Regions from separate parts of the Homo sapiens genome. Here region 2 is linked to region 1. Evidence: chromatin loops called from intact Hi-C (ENCODE). Cell type or tissue: IMR-90. All regions are shown on one strand. Links, peaks and the distances in the headings refer to the core of each region. The heading gives the core; the rest is flanking DNA.

Region 1 (8,326 bases), core at 165-8,164:
GGCCCAGGTTCATCATTTGTCTAATACTCAGCTGACAGTGCTGTTGTGAGGTTGACAGTCTGTTCCCCCAACAGCAGTCAGAAGGATCTAGTTAAATTACAAATCCGATCATGTCATTCCGGTACTTAAAACCTGTTAGTGGCCGTCACAGTGCCCGGATAAGGCGCAAGGCCCCAGCTGGCCAGCACCACAGCTCAGCTGTGTCTCCCTCACCTTTCCTGCAACGCCTCCCACCTTCCCCGCATGCAGCTCTCTCCCACTTGCTAACTGCCCCGCAACCTCCAGATCTCACCTGGAATGGGAAGCCACCTGACCACTTCAGCTGCTCTGTGTGGTTCTTATCATTGCCAGCGTGTTTGTGTGATAAACCATAAATGTCTGCCTCCCCTACGGGTCAGTAAGTGCCATGGGGCGGGGCCCCTCTGTCTCATTCCTGGCTATCGGCACAGCATGGGCACATTGTAAGTGCATAAGTGCTTGTGTGGAATGAATGAATGAATGAGCACACAAAGGGTGCCTAGTACTGTGCAAATATTGTTTGTGTCCACTCCTCCCTCCCCTGATTCCACACAGGCTGCAGGAGCTCCATGGGGTCTCACGACTCAGGCCAAATAAACCTTACAGGCACAAAAGCTGACAGATTTCCATTGTTCTTAACTTTGGTTAAGCATTGAAACTACCTGCAAAGTTTTCCAAAAAGAGATGCCTGGGTCCCACCCTCAGAGATCCTGGTGCACAGATGGAGGGTGCACTGGACATTGGGGTGACTAAAAATCCTCCAGGTCAAGCCTCAGAAACACCGCCCTGGGCAGTGGAGAGACTGGGGGCCTGGCATAGCCCTTCTAGCCTGGGGACTGAGACCGTCTCATGATCTATGACTATTGGGCTGTAAAAAATGAGAGCAATGTGCCGGATTCTGTAGTAAGGACTTCCCTTAATGAACTCAGGTAATCCTCAAAAGAGTCCTATGAAGAGGATAGTATTATTATCCCTATTTCACAGTTGGGGAGACTGAGGCAGGCAGCTATCAAGTCACTTGCCCATAGTTACCCAGGTGGCAGAGCCGGGATTTGAATCCTGGGTGGTCTAACTTCAGGGTACAGCTGCTTATCCACCGCCCTAATTGGTGGAGAGGGACCACGGAGAGGTACCCGCTAACTGCTGTCATCCTAAAGATTGCTTTCCCATCCTCTGAGGGCTCAGTGGGGGCGGGGCTGCCGCCTGTTCAGTGTCCTTTCTGAAAGGACGTGCCTCGAGGGACCAGTGGAGCCAAGATTAGACAGGCTCAGCCCATCCATTTCGGGCTGGGATCCTCAGGACGTTGAAAGCCTTCCCCTGGTGCTGGAGCCCATTGTCAGCCTTAGGAAGAGACGGGTCGCTATGGAAACCTCTGGACTGTACAGACGTACAACCGGCTGGCTTCAAGAAAATCTTTTCATGGGTCTGTCTCTGCTGTGAGGCAGCCAAGGGTCCTCCTGCTAATCGGGCCCCCTGTTTGGACATGATGTCAGGTTAACTCCCAGCGCTCAGCGGCAGCCTGGGTGCACCCTCCCCTTGTCCCACCTGGCACACAGAGACAGCTTTTCCAGCCCTCCCGTGGGAGGGCACATTGGTGGGGGAGGTCTGCTGATGATTGATGTGTGGGGTTGAGTCTTTAATTAAAGTATTCATCATGTGTCAGTCAGCAGAAAAGAAAGTTCAGCTCTCTGCCAGGGTCTGTATCCTGATCATCAACTCAAGAGCCGTTTCCCATGAGGGGGCGCGTGACCTTGTCTAATAGCTGCACTGAGATCTTTTTGAGACTTTTCCAATCTGCTTCTGAGCGCTGCATAGGACAGCATGGTGTCAGTGTGCAGACCTGGCCATGGGACCACACACTCTGACAGTCGGCGCTGGGCTGACCTTTAGCGATCACCAGATCTGTGCTTCTCAACCCTGGCACCCCGTTGGCATCACCTGGGCAGCTTTTTAAAAATATCCACGTCTGGGCCTCACCCCCATCCAATGAAATAAAATCTGAGTGGCATCCTGGCCAGGGTACTTCGTAAAAACTCTGCCTGTGCTTCTGAGGTGCAGCCAGTTCTGAGGACAAATCTAACCCACTCTCTGTACAGATGGGGAAACTGAGGCTTCAGGAGGAGAAGGGATGTGTCCTAGGCATCCAGGTAGCAAGGCACTCGGAGCGTGCGGAATCAGATCTCCATCCCACTGAGCATCCTCAGCTCCAAAGGTGGGATAGGTGAGGAAATGGCTCAGGAAGGGGAGGTGGGTCGCACCAGGGGCCTAGAACCAAAGAGAAAGGGAGGACACAAGATGCTGTCATCACTGTCCCAGCCAGGGGAGTGGGGAGCTGTGCAGGAGAGTCAAACCTCAGCCCCATTACACCTTTTTAAAAACCATGGAAGAGTGATATAACTTTCTTTTTTTCTTTTTTTTTTTTTTTTTAGACGAGTCTTGCTCTGTCACCCAGGCTGGAGTGCAATGGCACAATCTTGGCTCACCGCAACCTCCGCCTCCTGGGTTCAAGCGATTCTCCTGCCTCAGCCTCCTGAGTAGCTGGAATTACAGGCATGCACCACCACACCTGGCTAATTTTTGTATTTTTAGTAGAGATGGGGTTTCACCAAGTTGGCCAGGCTGGTCTCAAACTCATGACCTCGTGATCCGCCCGCCTCAGCCTCTCAAAGTGCTGGGATTACAAGCGTGAGCCACGGTGCCTGGTCTGAGTGACATAATTTTCTAGTAAAAGTATACTCACAGACCAGCAGCATCAGCATCACCTTGGAGCTTGTCAGAAAGAATCTTTTTTTTTTTTTGAGACGGAGTTTTACTCTTGTTGCCCAAGCTGGAGTGCAATGGCACGATCTTGGCTCACTACAGCCTCTGCCTCCCAGGTTCAAGCGATTCTCGTGCCTCAGCCTCCTGAGTAGCTGGGACTACAGGTGCGCACCACCATGCCTGGCTAATATTTTGCATTTTTAGTTGAAACGGTGTTTCACCGTGTTGGCTAAGCTGGTCTCAAACTCCTGACCTCAGGTGATCCGCCCGCCTCCGCCTCCCAGAGTGCTGGGATTCCAGGCATGGGCCCACCGCACCCAGCCAGAAAGAATCTTAAAACTGAAGCTTGTTAGAAAGAAGCTTAAGTCCACCTCAGACCTATTGAATCAGAGTCTGCACTTTAACAAGACCCCAGGGAGATTCATATGCACATTCAAGCACGAGAAGCCCCGTAGCGATGGGCACTGGGAGGAAGCTGCAACATGTGGGTTCTGGTTGTATGACCTTCAGGAGGCCCTCTTCACCTATTGCAGCCACGATTTCTTCATCTGTGTATGGGGATAACTGAACCTCGGTCTATCCACTCCCCATCAAATCTGGAAGGACCAGAGATGGGGAGGGGATTGATTGAGTTCACACAGTGAAAAGATGGCAGAGCTGCAGTTAGCAGCAAGAGCAGGGCGTCCAGCCCTGCATTGCCTCCCTGTGGTGGGGTAGGCGGGTGAGAGGGGGAGGAGAAGTTGGAGGGGTGCTGCAGATATCACAAACACTCCAAGAGGCCTCCAGATTCTTTTGCTATTCCAGTTTGCCTAAGTAGATGCGTTGTTAGAAACCACATCTTCCATCTGGAAACCCCAGGGATTTGGTTTCCATCCCATGTCTTTGCGATCTAAAAAAATAACAAAAGATATCAAAACAAAAGTTTGTGCCAAGGAAGAGAAGTCATTTGAACTAGAGGGAGAAGAATGATGTGTCTACCTTCCTCCTCCTCCTGACTTGTTCTTGGCAGAGTGTGTGGGCAAGCCTGTGCCTGCTGTGCCTCTGTATGCATGCATGTTGTGTGTGCTTATACACATGTGTGTGCAAGCATTTGTATGTCCGTGTGTGTGCATGGCTGTAAATGCATGTGTACGTCTGTGTGTATGGTGTTGTGCATTTGTGTGTATGCATTATATGCGTGTAAGCATGTGTGATGACAGAGGGTAGATATGTGCGTGCATACTATGCATGAATGTGTTCATGCATTGAGCATGTATGGGGGTGCATATATGTACATGTGTACATGTGCATGGCACATGCCTGTGTGTTCATGTGCATTTTTATATACACATGTACCAATGCATGTGTCTGTGTGAGCATGCATGCACGTGGCTTTGTGCACATGATGTGTGCATGTGTGTTAAGTGGTAATGGGACATTAGGTGACTTAAAGCTTGAGTTCAGGAGTGGTAGAGACTGGAAAGCCCAGGAAATCCTTGACATTCAAGAATTTAACATGCAGTTTTGGGTCGTTTCAAATAATCCAAAGGTCCGTGGCTGGTACTAATTTGTAATTTTGCTGGGGCAAAAATGTCAGCGTGGAACTGAGCTAGTGAGTGAGGCCAGCTGATGACCTGGCAATAAACACAGCTTCTTTCTGGAAAATGACCTCAGAAGAACTCCAATTGCTAGTGCTAATAATGGAGAGAAAGATGAAGGTATCTGGGAATGTGTTGGCTTTTAGTCTGAAAAGTAGGAGCAAGGAGTGGATTAAAGAGTGGAGAGTTGAACTTGGCCCTGGCTTGAATCTTTGGTCCAAGTGAGCCCACCATATGCTGCTCTCAGTGGAAACCAGGAAAAGTGATTCCCCACGCAGCTCAAGAGCCTCTGGAGCCAGCAAAGAACAGCTCAAGTGAGATTGGAGGCTTCAGGCCTCCAATGTGTTAATAACTGTGGAAATGGCTTTGGTTCTGTTCTTATAGTCATTAAATGTCCAAGATAGTAGCTTAACATTTCAGTTGCGCTTTGCTCCTTTTAAAGAGGGATAGTTTATGCAGAAGACAGTATTTCCCAGCGTGAGATTCTTAGAGATCTTGTCTTATTTCATGTGAATGTCAAGGGCTCACAGTAATTGTAAGTATCAGAAAAAAATTGGGATACAGGTGCGGTGGCTCACGCCTGTAATCCCAACACTTTGGGAGGCTGAGGTGGGTGGATCACTTGCACCCAGAAGTTTGAGACCAGCCTGGGCTACACGGCAAAACTGCATCTCTACAAATAAAACAAAAATTAACCAGGCGTGGTAGCGCATGCCTATAATCCCAGCTACATGGGGGGCTGAGGCGGGGTGGGAGGGGATCATCTGGGCGCAGGAGGTCGAGACTGCAGTGAGCCATGATTGTGCCACTGCACTCCAGCCTGGGCGACAGAGCAAGACCCTGTCTTGAAAATAATAATAATAAATAATAATAATATTTTAATAGCTCAATGATATTGAAAGCTGATGGTATGTTGGTACCGAGCTAAGGGCTTTTATATTAAGTAAAATTACACTTATATTAAGTAGAATAATATGATTCTTCACTTCTAGGAGTGTTTCCTGGTAAAACTCTATAAATCCTTTAGAGGCAGCTAGAATTGTTACCTCCTCTGAGAAACTTTCCTATTCATGTTAGCAATTACATTCCTTAATTGCAATGTCTGTCTGTTTCCCTCCTGCCCCCCAGATTCCTTGAGAAATTTATTCATCTGCCTCCAGCACCCAGAGCCGCCAGGGCCCAGAGAGAGCTCTGTGTTTGTGGAGTGAATATTAAATGTCCTATGAATTCCACTCCCCGCCTTTCTGGACCAAAGCCTTTGTCTCTGTTCACTTCCTCTCATTTGAGATAAAATTGATTTGGGCTTTTCGAATTCAAGTTTAATTTCTCATAAAAACACTAGAGAGCTGAGAACGTCCTCTCTTGGGGCCCAAGCTCTGTCTCCAACAGGCAACACACCGGGAAGCCAAGAGCCTAGGACGGCAGGACAAAGGCTTCCCCGCAGCCCAGGCTCAGCTCAGTCCACTGCAGTCTCCTCTCCCAGCCTTCTCCTTGCAGATCATCATCTCTCCTGATGGTCACACCCGTCTGCCTGCGCCTGGGTCCCAGCACTTCCTCTGTCTCCAGAGTCCCCTCTCCAGCAATCACCCCTTCCTTCTCCCCAAAGCATCCTCCTCCTTCTCTTCCGGATCTTTCTCATCAGCATTTCAGTGAGTTGAAGTCTCTCCCTCTTAAAGAATGATGATAATACTAACAGCCACCCTTCTAGAACACCTCATTCCCTTCTATTTTGCCTCATGTTCCTCTTTCAGTTTTACAATTATGCTTATTGAAATTTCCTGGGTTTTTTTGTTTGTTTGTTTTTGTTTTTTGAGACAGAGTCTTGCTCTGTCATCCAGGCTGGAGTGCAGTGCCTTGATCTGGGCTCACTGCAACCTCTGCCTCCTGGGTTCAAGCGATTCTCATGCCTCAGACTCCCAAGTAGCTGGGATTATAGGTGTGTGCCACCACATCTGGCTAATTTTTGTATTTTTAGTGGAAATGGGGTTTCACCATGTTGGCCAGGCTGGTCTCGAACTCCTGGCCTCAAGTGTTCCACCCGCCTCGGCCTCCCAAAGTGCTGGGATTACAGGTGTGTGCCACTGCATCTGGCCCTTATTGAAATTTGTTTGTTTGTTTGTTTGTTTGTTTGTTTTTGAGACAGAGTTTTGCTCTCGTTGCCCAGGCTGGAGTGCAATGGTGCGATCTTGGCTCACCACAACCTCCGCCTCCCGGGTTCAAGAGATTCCTCTGCCTCAGCCTCCTGAGTAGCTGGGATTATAGGCATGGACCACCACGCCTGGCTAATTTTGTATATTTCGTAGAGACAGGGTTTCTCCAGGTTGGTCAGGCTGGTCTCGAACTCCTGACCTCAGGTGATTCACCTGCCTCAGCCTCCCAAAGTGCTGGGATTACAGGTGTGAGCGACCATGCCCGGCCTGAAATTTTTTTTTAAAGAAAGAAAAGAATGCTCTTGGAATTTGTTCACCACCCCCTCCTCTTCCCATGCAACATAGCCTGTCTCCACAGCCTGGGCTCCAAGCCTCCAGTGACCTTCCCGTCACGGGCCTAGTCGACACCCTTCAACCTGCTTCTTGGCAGCTTTTGATATCGGAGACCATTTATTTCTTCTCAAACCTTCCCCTACCCTCGGCTTCCATGACCCCACCAACTTGTCTTCTGTCCGTCTCTCCTTTCTTCCTCCATCCCTCCCCCCTCTGCCTTTCCCTAAGTCACGGCGTTCCTCCTGGTCCTCCTCTCGCTGTATGGCCTAGTGGCCACCCTCTCCATGGCTGATGGAACCCCAGATTTTCACTCTGGTCAGCCTTCTCTCCTCAGCTTCAGACCCTTACAGCCAGGCTCCTGTCAGGCAATTGCACTTGAAGGGCCCCTGGGAGCCTCAAATGCCACATAACACAGATGTGACTCATCTCCTTGATGCTCACCGCAGGAGGCCTTCCGATGTGCACTCTCTCCTCTTGGAGCCCCAGTTGAGTGGGCGGCATCACCATCCACCGGCTTCGCACATGGCAATCCCGAGCCCCACCTTTGCCTCCCCACCCAATGCGACGCCCTCCACCTGGGAGATTCCAGCTCTTCTGTCTCCCACCTCAAACCCGACCCCTCATCATCCTCATGTTGGCTCTCCAGAGAGACTCATGCCATCGGCTCCCACCTGGATAACTGAAACCCCCTCTCCCGGCCTCCTTTCAAACACCCTTCCAACCCACTCACTGCAGCCAGAGGGGGCTTCCAAAAGGTGTATCTGATATGCCTCTCCCTTCATTCATCCATCCAACTCCTGATATATTTATCTAAGACCTACTGTCTGCCAGGCACTACGCTATGCTGGGAGAAGTGTGTCTTAGTCTCCTGTCATTCACATTTTAGCAGAAGAAACATATCATAAACACATTATAAGAAGTCAAGTGATGAGCCAGGCACAATGGCTCACGCCTGTAATCCCAACACTTTGAGAGGCCAAGGCGGGTGGATCACCTGAGGTCAGGAGTTCGAGACCAGCCTGGCCAACATAGTGAGACTCCGTCTCTATTAAAAATAAAAGAATTAGCTGGACATGGAGGCACACGCCTGTAATCCCAGCTACTCGGGAAGCGAGGCTGGAGAATCACTTGAACCCGGGAGATGGAGGTTGCAGTGAGCTAATGTTGTGCTGTTGTACTCCAGCTTGGACCACAAGAGCGAAAAAAAAAAAAACAAAACCAAAACCGTCAAATGATGATCAATACTTTGAGGAAAGAGAAGGCAGGGAGAAGGGGGGAGAGGGATGGATTAGGGAGTAATTTTAGGTTGAGAGGTCAGGGGATGCTTCTCTGAGTAGGTGACATTGAGCTGAGATAGGAATGAAGTGAGCAAGTAAGCCAGCATGGTCCCAAAAGGAAGCACTGTCCAGGCAGAGAACAGCATGTGCAAAAGTCCTGTGGCAGCTGGATATCTCCAGTATTTCCAGGACCAGTAGGCATTTGCCCTCT
Region 2 (8,326 bases), core at 315-8,314, 120 kb after region 1:
AAAGCATCCTGAGGTTGCAAGTGGGCTGTAGGTGATGGGAGGAGTCCCATCTATTGTTGGCCCAAGGTGGCTGCAGAGAGGGGAGGATGGATGGGGCAATGGTGGGTGAGGTGAACACCATTTGGGGTAGAGCATGGAGGGGAAAGAGGGAGTTTCCGGGAAAGAAAGGACAGCAGGACTCCACAAGTGCATTCATTCATTCACTTGCTTGTCCATCATTCATTCCCTTGCTCATCTACAACCACTTGAGCACTTGTTATGTGCTGGACTCTCTTTGTTTCCTGAGGGCTTGGGGGATGAAGGAGTGGGTAGACCCCTCCTCAACACACACAGCCCTCTGACATGGAAAAGCGTGAGCGGACAGAGTGCTGGTTTTGGAGTCAGATGGACCCGGGTTTTTCTCTGGATTCCCAACTCTTTCCTCATTGACAAATGGGGCATAAAAGTAGAACCACTTCTGAAGATGTAGGGAGCCCCAGACGAGGCCTCAGGTGGAGAGGACCAGTGTCAACGTGTTGCCGTGGGGACCGGGTTGTTGGTTGGATCTTCTCATTCGATGCTCCTCCTGTCTTCAGAAGTCCCTGGTCAGTGACTGTGGCTCCGGTTGGATTCTCCAGTGGGAGTGAAAGGGCCAACCCTGAAGGTGGCCATTTGGTGGCAAAAGGGTGGCAACGTAGAAACCAGGCGGAGTCAGGCGGGCGAGTCTGGGCGAGTCCTCACCCACTTAGAGACAGCGCTTCCTCCCCTGGAGTCTGTCCCAGGAGGGGAGAGGGAAAGGGACAGGGGAGGGAAAGAGAGAGGTGTGTGACCCTGGAGGGGGTCTTCCTGCGAGGGCTTTCTAGGCACGATCTCATTTAATGCCAGCAGTCCCGGGGGCAGTTTTCCTTCCCCCTGTTCTGCAGATTGGGAAACTCAAGATCAGAGAAGTGGAATAAGGTCGCCCAGAGAGGAAGCAGCCTCTCCGGAACTCAACCGTGGGCCATGTTCTTTCCAAAATCCCTCATCTAATTCTCGTGACAGTCCCAGGAGGCAGATTCCATTATCCCCATTCTGTTGATGAGAACAAATCTGAGAGGTCAGACAGCTCACCTAGGATCACACAGCTCCTATAGCACCCTTCCCTGTCTCCTTCTCAGCCCAAGGCCCAACCATCCCAGTACTGTGGGAGGCTGAGGCAGGAGGATTGCTTGAGGCCAGAAGTTTGAGACCAGCCTGGGCAACATAGCAGGACCCCATCTTTACAAAAAAAGATTTTTAATTAGCTGGGCATGGTGGTGCACACCTGTAGCCCCAGCTACTCCAGTGGCTGAGGCAGGAGGTCCACTTCAGCCCAAGAGGTTGAGGCTGCAGTGAACAGTGATTGTGTCACTGAACTCCAGCCTGGGAGACAGAGTGAGACCCTGTCTCTAAAAAAAATAAGAATAAAAATATAAATCTTAGGATGAGTAGGATTTGGCCCAAGAAAGAGGAAGGGCTTTCCAGGCAGAGCATAGAGCATAGCCAAAGCCAGTAATAGGACAGAGCAAGGTGCCGGAAAACTGCCACATGTCAGCATGGGCGGGGGCACAGAGGCCACAGCAGGGGCAGAAAGACCACGGCTGGGACAGAGGGGCCACGGCTGGGACAGAGAGGCCACAGCTGGGACAAAGAGGCCACGGTTGGGACACAGCGGCCACAATCAGGACAGAGAAGCCACGGCTGGGCAGAGAGGCCACAGCTGGAACAGAGAAGCCGCAACTGGGAAAAAGAGGCCATGGCTGGGGCAGAGAAGCCACAGCAGGGACAGAGAGGCCATGGCTGGGACAGAGAGGCCATAGCTGGGGTACTCAGCATGGACTTAAGTGCAGAGACACGATAGGGGCAAGGAGCCTGGGCCTCTGTCAGTTCCAAAGACACAGCGATTCATTTCTGCTTCGTTTCTGTGCTTGCCTAGAACGTTCTTCCCTGACTGTATGGCTGGCTCTCCTCCTCCTTCAGTTCTAGGCCTGAGTGACAGCGGCTCAGAGAAGCCAACCCTGACCAGCCCTGAGAAGCAGACGCCTCAGGGAGTCCTCATCTCAGTACCCTCGGTTTCCTGCAAAGCCCATACGGGTTGCTTTCCTGCTCCTAGTTCTTCAACCTGCCCTGCTGACAACCCCCCTTTCCTCCTGTGGCTTTGCCTCATCTCCCACCAGAGGCAGGGTGTCCTTTCCCACCACACTGATGCTGGACTTGACCATGAGGCTTGCTTTGGCCAATGGAATGTGGGCAGAAGTGAGTGTCCCAGTGCTGGGCATTACAGGTCCCCATTCACTTCTTGCCCGTCTGCCACCACCATGGGACAAACAAGTCCCAGGTGGCCCAGTGGTCCATGGATGAGAGGCCCAGGAAGCAGCCCTGGAGCTAAGCCCGGTCTAGTCACTCCATCTGTTGATCCCCACTCAACAGACAGCCTTCAGAGTGAGAATAATGCGTGTTGTTTGAAGCCACTAAACCTGGAGGGTGTTCGTTTGTGGCATTATTATGATAATAGATGACCAATGCCCAGCACTTAACACCTCCCTCAGTTCCCTCTGTCTCCTCATCGCTGTCTTCTCCCACACCAGGCTGGATGCATGCTCCTGGAGAGCCAGGACCCTTGTCTGTCTCATTCCCCATTGCATCCTCGGGGTCTGATGCCCGGCCTGGGGCACTGCGGAACTTCAGATGTGTGCTGAGTGAGTGAATGACGAATACGATGATGTTTTGTGGGGCGTTTAGCAGGAGTGGAGGGTCTGGCATGTGGTTGGGAAGATGACTCCAGCTGCTGGAAGAGGGGAGGGATGGCAGTGGGGAGGACTCTGCAGAGGGGGCCAGTGGGGAAGCTCCCACCACGGTCCAGAGGGAGACAAAGGAGGCTGGGACCCCAGAATGAGCAGAGACGAAGACATAGCTAAAGCCAACTTCGCCTTCCCGTAGGCCAGGCTCTCCACATAGCTCTCTTCGTTCGATCCTCATGACCACTGTACGAGGCAGGCGCTTTGATCATTCTTATTTTCTAGAAGAGGAAACTGAGACATAGAGAGTCCGGCCCTGAGGTCCTCATGCTGACTCCTCCCCCAAGCCCTTGTTTCCGGTCTCATTTTCAGAGTAAACATCAGCAGACATGAGACACCGCATGTGTGGGAGGAGGGGACAGTTCCCCACCTGGGGAGAAACCAGGGAAAGGGCGTTGTTGTTTCTTGTAGTTTTATCAAACCTGCTGGGTCATTCCCCTGGATTTTTTTGGGCACAATGCCAGGCCCCAGGGGCCCCGTTTCCCTGAGTGGACTCGGGGAGGCAGGATCTGTGAAGACTGAGGGGGCTAAGGGCATAAAGCAGCTTCACAAGAGCACGCTGCTGCCCGGTCTCTCCCAGCCCCGCTCCTTGCCTGCCCCAACCCGAAGGCTGTGGACGGTTTCCTCCTTAAGAGTTAATGAGCTGGCCAGGTGTGGTGGCTCACACCTGTAATCCCAGCACTTTGGGAGGCGGAGACAGGCCGATCACTTGAGGTCAGGAGTCCGAGACCAGCCCGGCCAACATGGTGACACCCTGTCTCTACTAAAAATAGATTACGGGCATGGTGATGTGTGTGCATAGTCCCAGCTACTCGGGAGGCTGAGGCAGGAGAATCCCTTGCACCCTGGAGGCAGAGGCTGCAGTGAGCCAAGATCGTGCCACTGCACTCCAGCCTGGGCAACAGAATACGACTCTGTCTCAAAAATAAATAAATAAATAAATACATAAATACATAAATAAAATAACAACAACAAAAAGTCCATAAGCCCCACACCCTTCTCCCAGGAATGAGAGAGGACTCCTTACAGATACAATCTCGGGCATCGCTAAGCCATGTGTCACTCAAACCCAGAAGGAACAAGGGGCTCTTGTGCAGGCAGCAGAACCCTCATGTGGGCTGGGAACCCCCAAACCCGTCGGGGAAGGAGCGCAGAGAGTAACACTCCCATCTGTTCCACCCTTTGCAGTTTACAAAGCACTTTCCCACACAGCTTCATGTCGAATCCTCACAGCAACACCGAGAGGGACGCAGGTTTCCCACCCAGAGCCGGGAAGCCCGAGGCTGATGCTGCACGCCCTCGGCCAGGAAGGGCCAGCAGGACCAGCCTTGGGGCTGAACCCCTGGTCTTCTAGCTGCCGTCCCTGAGCTGGTTCTGTCCTAGAGAAGCGCGGACCGCTGCCCGGAGTCGGGGCAGAGCAGACTGATGCCTTAGGGTACAGGTGATGCTGAGGCCCCCGGAGGGCTTGGCTCATGCAGGGGCCTCGTGACCCACCTGGGCAGTTGGGGCAGGACACTGGTGACCGGAGCACTTGTCTCTGCGGAGGGAACTAGAATCTCTAGAACAAACCCCCCCATTCAGAAAAGACTCTCAGAAAGGATTTGGGTGATGAAGATGCTCAGGGAACCGAGATGAGAGAAATATGAAGGTGAGGGGGTGCGGTGAGTCCAGGACTAGAGGAGAAGCCAATCTGGAAAATTCTGCGGGCAGAGTTGAGGGAGGCTTCCATTCCTCACTCCTTCCTCCCACTGCGGACGGGCAGCCACTCCCTCCTGCAGGCGCCCCGGTTGTTCCCCTCCACATGCCGTAGTGCTCACTGGGGGCATTCTGCTTGGTTGTTTCTTGTCTGCCTCGCCCACGAGACTGTGAGCTGGCCTCTGAGTCATCTGCTCGTCCACTCGCTCATTCACTTCCAGGGTGCGCAGCAGCTCTGTGTGCTGGAGGTACAGCGATGGGGGTACTAGACAAAGTCTTACATATGGCTGGTGTGAGAGACAGTGCTAGAGTCAGGAGAGAGGGCTTCCCTTTCATTTACACCTGGACACTTGGCTTCCTCTGTGGGGAATCCCAGTGCTAGAATGTTCCAGCCAGGGCCTTGTTCTAATGACCCACTTTCATAGGATCATGGCAGGGACACCTCTCCCCGCAACACCCTGACATACCCTTATTAGGGCTGCTTTGTTCCTTCTGCTCAAGACGTTACTTCCTGTTAAATTCGGATATGCCTACCAGAGGAGAACACACAGAGCCTCATCCATCATTATGCTGAGTTTTTTCATTGGGATGATTTGTTCCAGCACTCAGTACAGAGCCTGGCACAGAGAAGCACTTGCTGAACAGATAGAGACCAATCCACTCACTCTGTAAATATGGGCGCAAATGCCCACTATGTGTCAAGCACTGGGCTAAGCAGAAAGATGTGGAGATAAACCAGATGCAGTGTTGCTGACCTCAAAGAACACAGGTTGCAGTATGACCCGACTGAGAAGTACCATCTGGGAGGTCACTCCAATTTTCTGAGTATCGGGTATCAGGAAAAGTTATCTACTCAGCTGAATTGGACCAAATGCTAAAACATCTTCAAAGCATAGTCAAATGCAGGGCCGAGTGTGGTGGCTCATGCCTGTAATCCCAGCACTTTTGGAGGCCAAGGAGGGCCGATCACCTGAGGTCAGGAGATCAAGACCATCCTGGCCAACATGGTGAAACCCTATCTCTACTAAAAATACAAAAAATTAGCCAGGCATGGTGGTGGGTGCCTGTAGTCCCAGCTACTCAGGAGGCTGAGGCATGAGAATGGCGTGAACCCAGGAGGCAGAGCTTGCAGTGAGCTGAGATCGCGCCACTGCACTCCAGCCTGAGCAACAGAGTGAAACTCCATCTCAAAAAAAAAAAAAAAATACAAAAATACAAAAATTAGCTGGGTGTGGTGGTGCATGCCTATAATTCCAGCTACTCAGGAGGCTGAGACAGGAGAATCACTTGAACCCAGGAGGTAGAGGTTGTAGTGAGCCGAGATCGAGCCACTGCACTCCAGTCTGGGCAACAGAATGAGACTCCGTCTCAAAAAAAAAAAAAAAAAAAAAGCATAGTCAAATGCATCTAACACAGGTTACACTTTCCCTTAATGGCCCAGAAAGCCCATTAGGATTCTGAAACATGCCAGGGTCCGTGTCAGGAGCAGCTGCCCTCAGGTGTGTCCACCTGTGAGGTCACGCTTATTCCCATTTCACAGATGAGACAACTGAGACTCAGGAAGTTCCCATGGCTAGGAAATGGCAGAGCTGGGGAGCAACCCCAGGCTGGTGTGACCCCACAGTCTATGTTCTTTCTGGACAGCCCAGCTCTCGGTTTCCAAATAGAATGTCCACCTGGTGAGCTTCCACCTCCATCTCATTGGCCAGAAGCAGGTCACAGGGTCGCTCTGGCCGCAGAGGAGTCTGGGAGGTGAGTGCGTTCACTGGGCTGCATGAGCATAACTGGCATTCTTTAGAGAGGAAGAAGGAGAGGGGAGCATGCGTGGGCAACTTTGCTGCATCTGCCTCATTTTCTAAATTTTTTCTATAGACAGGGTCTTGCTACATCGCCCAGGCTGGTCTCAAATGCCTGGCCTCAAGCAATCCTCCCACCTCCGCCTCCCAAAGCAGTGGAATTATAGGCATGAGCCCCTGTGCCTGGCCTCTGCCTCATTTTGGATGATGATGCTTATCACTGCCATAAACGTCATCATTATTATCACGGCCATTACCTGCCTGTCTTCAGCATACTCCCAGACCCAGGCCAGCAGGGCAGCTTCCCCTACCCCTGCCCACCACGCACACAGACCCCACAGGAGGGACCTCCAAATCCCCATCTCAACCACGAGTCACAGGCCACAGGGGCTCCTCGCCAAGCTCTGGGCCGCGACAGCCCAGGAGGGATCCAGGATGTGCCCAGATGGGGTTCCCTGCCCTGCTCCTCCATCAGCCCCAGCCCCAGCAGGGCAGCTATTTTGAGAGCAGCTGGCTGCAGACAGCACCTGGTGATGGAACAGCTCTCACTCAAGTCCACAGACCCTGCCTAACGCCCTCTGCTCTCTCTCTGCTTCCCCCTTGAATTACCTGGCAGCCTTCACTCCTCAGCCTCAAGCCCCCCTCTCTCCACCTCTCTCACCCATTAATTCCTCCCCACTTCCTCTCCTCTCCCTCTCTCCCTCCTCCCCTTTCCTCTCTCTTTTCTCTGTTCTCTTCTCTCTCTCTCTCTCTCCTGCCTGTCAGTTCTAATAAATTCAGTCAACCTTTCCTGAGTCCCTCATATGACCACAGCACCAATGCTAACATGGATTGAGCCTTTACTGTCTGCCAGGCACAAGGCTCTTCCTTTGTAGCATCATCTCACTTAATCATCAAAGCCATGACAAAAGGCAGGAACTATCCCTGCTCCCATTTTACAGATAAGGAAACTGAGGCATAGAGAGGCCAAGTAAATTGCCCAAGATCACAGACCCAGTAACAGCAGGGCAGGGATTCAAACCATGTGTTCTGGCTCCTTACCCTCCAAGTCTACGGCCCACGGCCCCCTCCGAGGCCTGCACTGGGCTCAAGGGGCACCATCCTGAAGGAGGAATTCACATGCAGTGCGGGAGGCAGAGCCACAAACAAGTGCAAGCACCTGGCAGACTGGAATACACAAGAGCATCCCCTCTGGGCCCCCACTGTGCAGGAGGCTGCAGGGCTGGAAGTGGAGGAACTGTTACCAGAAGGTGGTCCAAGCAGGCTGCATTTGGAAAGGTGGAAAGGTGAGGGAGAAGTCCAGGCAGAAGGCACAGCCCAAGGGTGTGAGCAGGTTCAGGCAGGAAAAGATTCACAGGCCAGACCAGGGTGAGGCAGGCGCAGCACTGGCGTGGCCCTGAGAGGAAACCCTTGCACAAATTTTGCACCTTGACGCCAGACATGTTGGCTCATGTCTGTAATCCCAGCACTTTAGGAGGCCGAGGGGGAAGGATCGCTTGAGGCCAGGAGTTTGAGACCAGCCTGGCCAACATGGCAAAATGCTGTCTCTACTAAAAATTAAAAAAAATTAGCCAGGCGTGGTGGTGCACATCTGTATTCCCAGCTACTGGGGAGGGTGAGGTAGGAGAATCACTTGAACCTGGGAGGCGGAAGTTGCAGTGAGCTGAGATCACGCCACTGCACTCCAGCCTGGGTGACAGATCGAGATTCCATGTAAAAAAAATTTTTTTGCACCTTGGGCACCTTGCTCGCCTCACTCATGCTCATGTGGCAATCGAATGAGTGGCAGTTTAATGAGGAATGGCGAGGAAGGTGCGGGGCTGGGCTCAGGAGTGCTGAGAGGGAGAGTGTGGTCCTCAGGCTGAAAAGCAAAAGCCATCTCCATGGCTGCCCAGAGGAGGATGCAGTTTCCAGAGCTGTGAAGGGGGACCCAAAGGCCAGGGCAGGAGCTAGGACCCCGTGAGAAGGGGGCCAAGGACACGTACCCTCACTTTATCCTCCTGCCACTGTCCAATCTCCAATGTTTCCATGGCAAACCCA

What was found. Peaks named below come from ENCODE experiments on the same cell type or tissue, not always from the same donor. Only the 100,000 strongest peaks of a DNase experiment are listed, where the experiment ranks them.
Region 2: it touches region 1 in a loop (2.2-fold over the local background); 9 of 110 quality-filtered maps call a loop at or near these places.

What each region holds. Positions count from the first base shown.
Region 1 is chr22:35,560,949-35,569,274 of GRCh38, reverse strand. No RefSeq gene overlaps it. Among named protein-coding and RNA genes, the nearest start is that of RASD2, 24 kb to the right of the region's middle. RefSeq lists an enhancer at 7,054-7,785. In IMR-90, for the core only: a CTCF peak has its summit at 3,502; DNase peaks (open chromatin) are centred at 3,604 and 7,274; H3K27ac peaks cover 1,300 bases.
Region 2 is chr22:35,442,881-35,451,206 of GRCh38, reverse strand. It overlaps a transcript of MCM5 not described here. Among named protein-coding and RNA genes, the nearest start is that of MCM5, 47 kb to the right of the region's middle. RefSeq lists enhancers at 1,203-2,168, 2,169-3,135, 3,171-3,230. In IMR-90, for the core only: no CTCF peak of the experiment used is centred there; a DNase peak (open chromatin) is centred at 4,656; H3K27ac peaks cover 1,191 bases.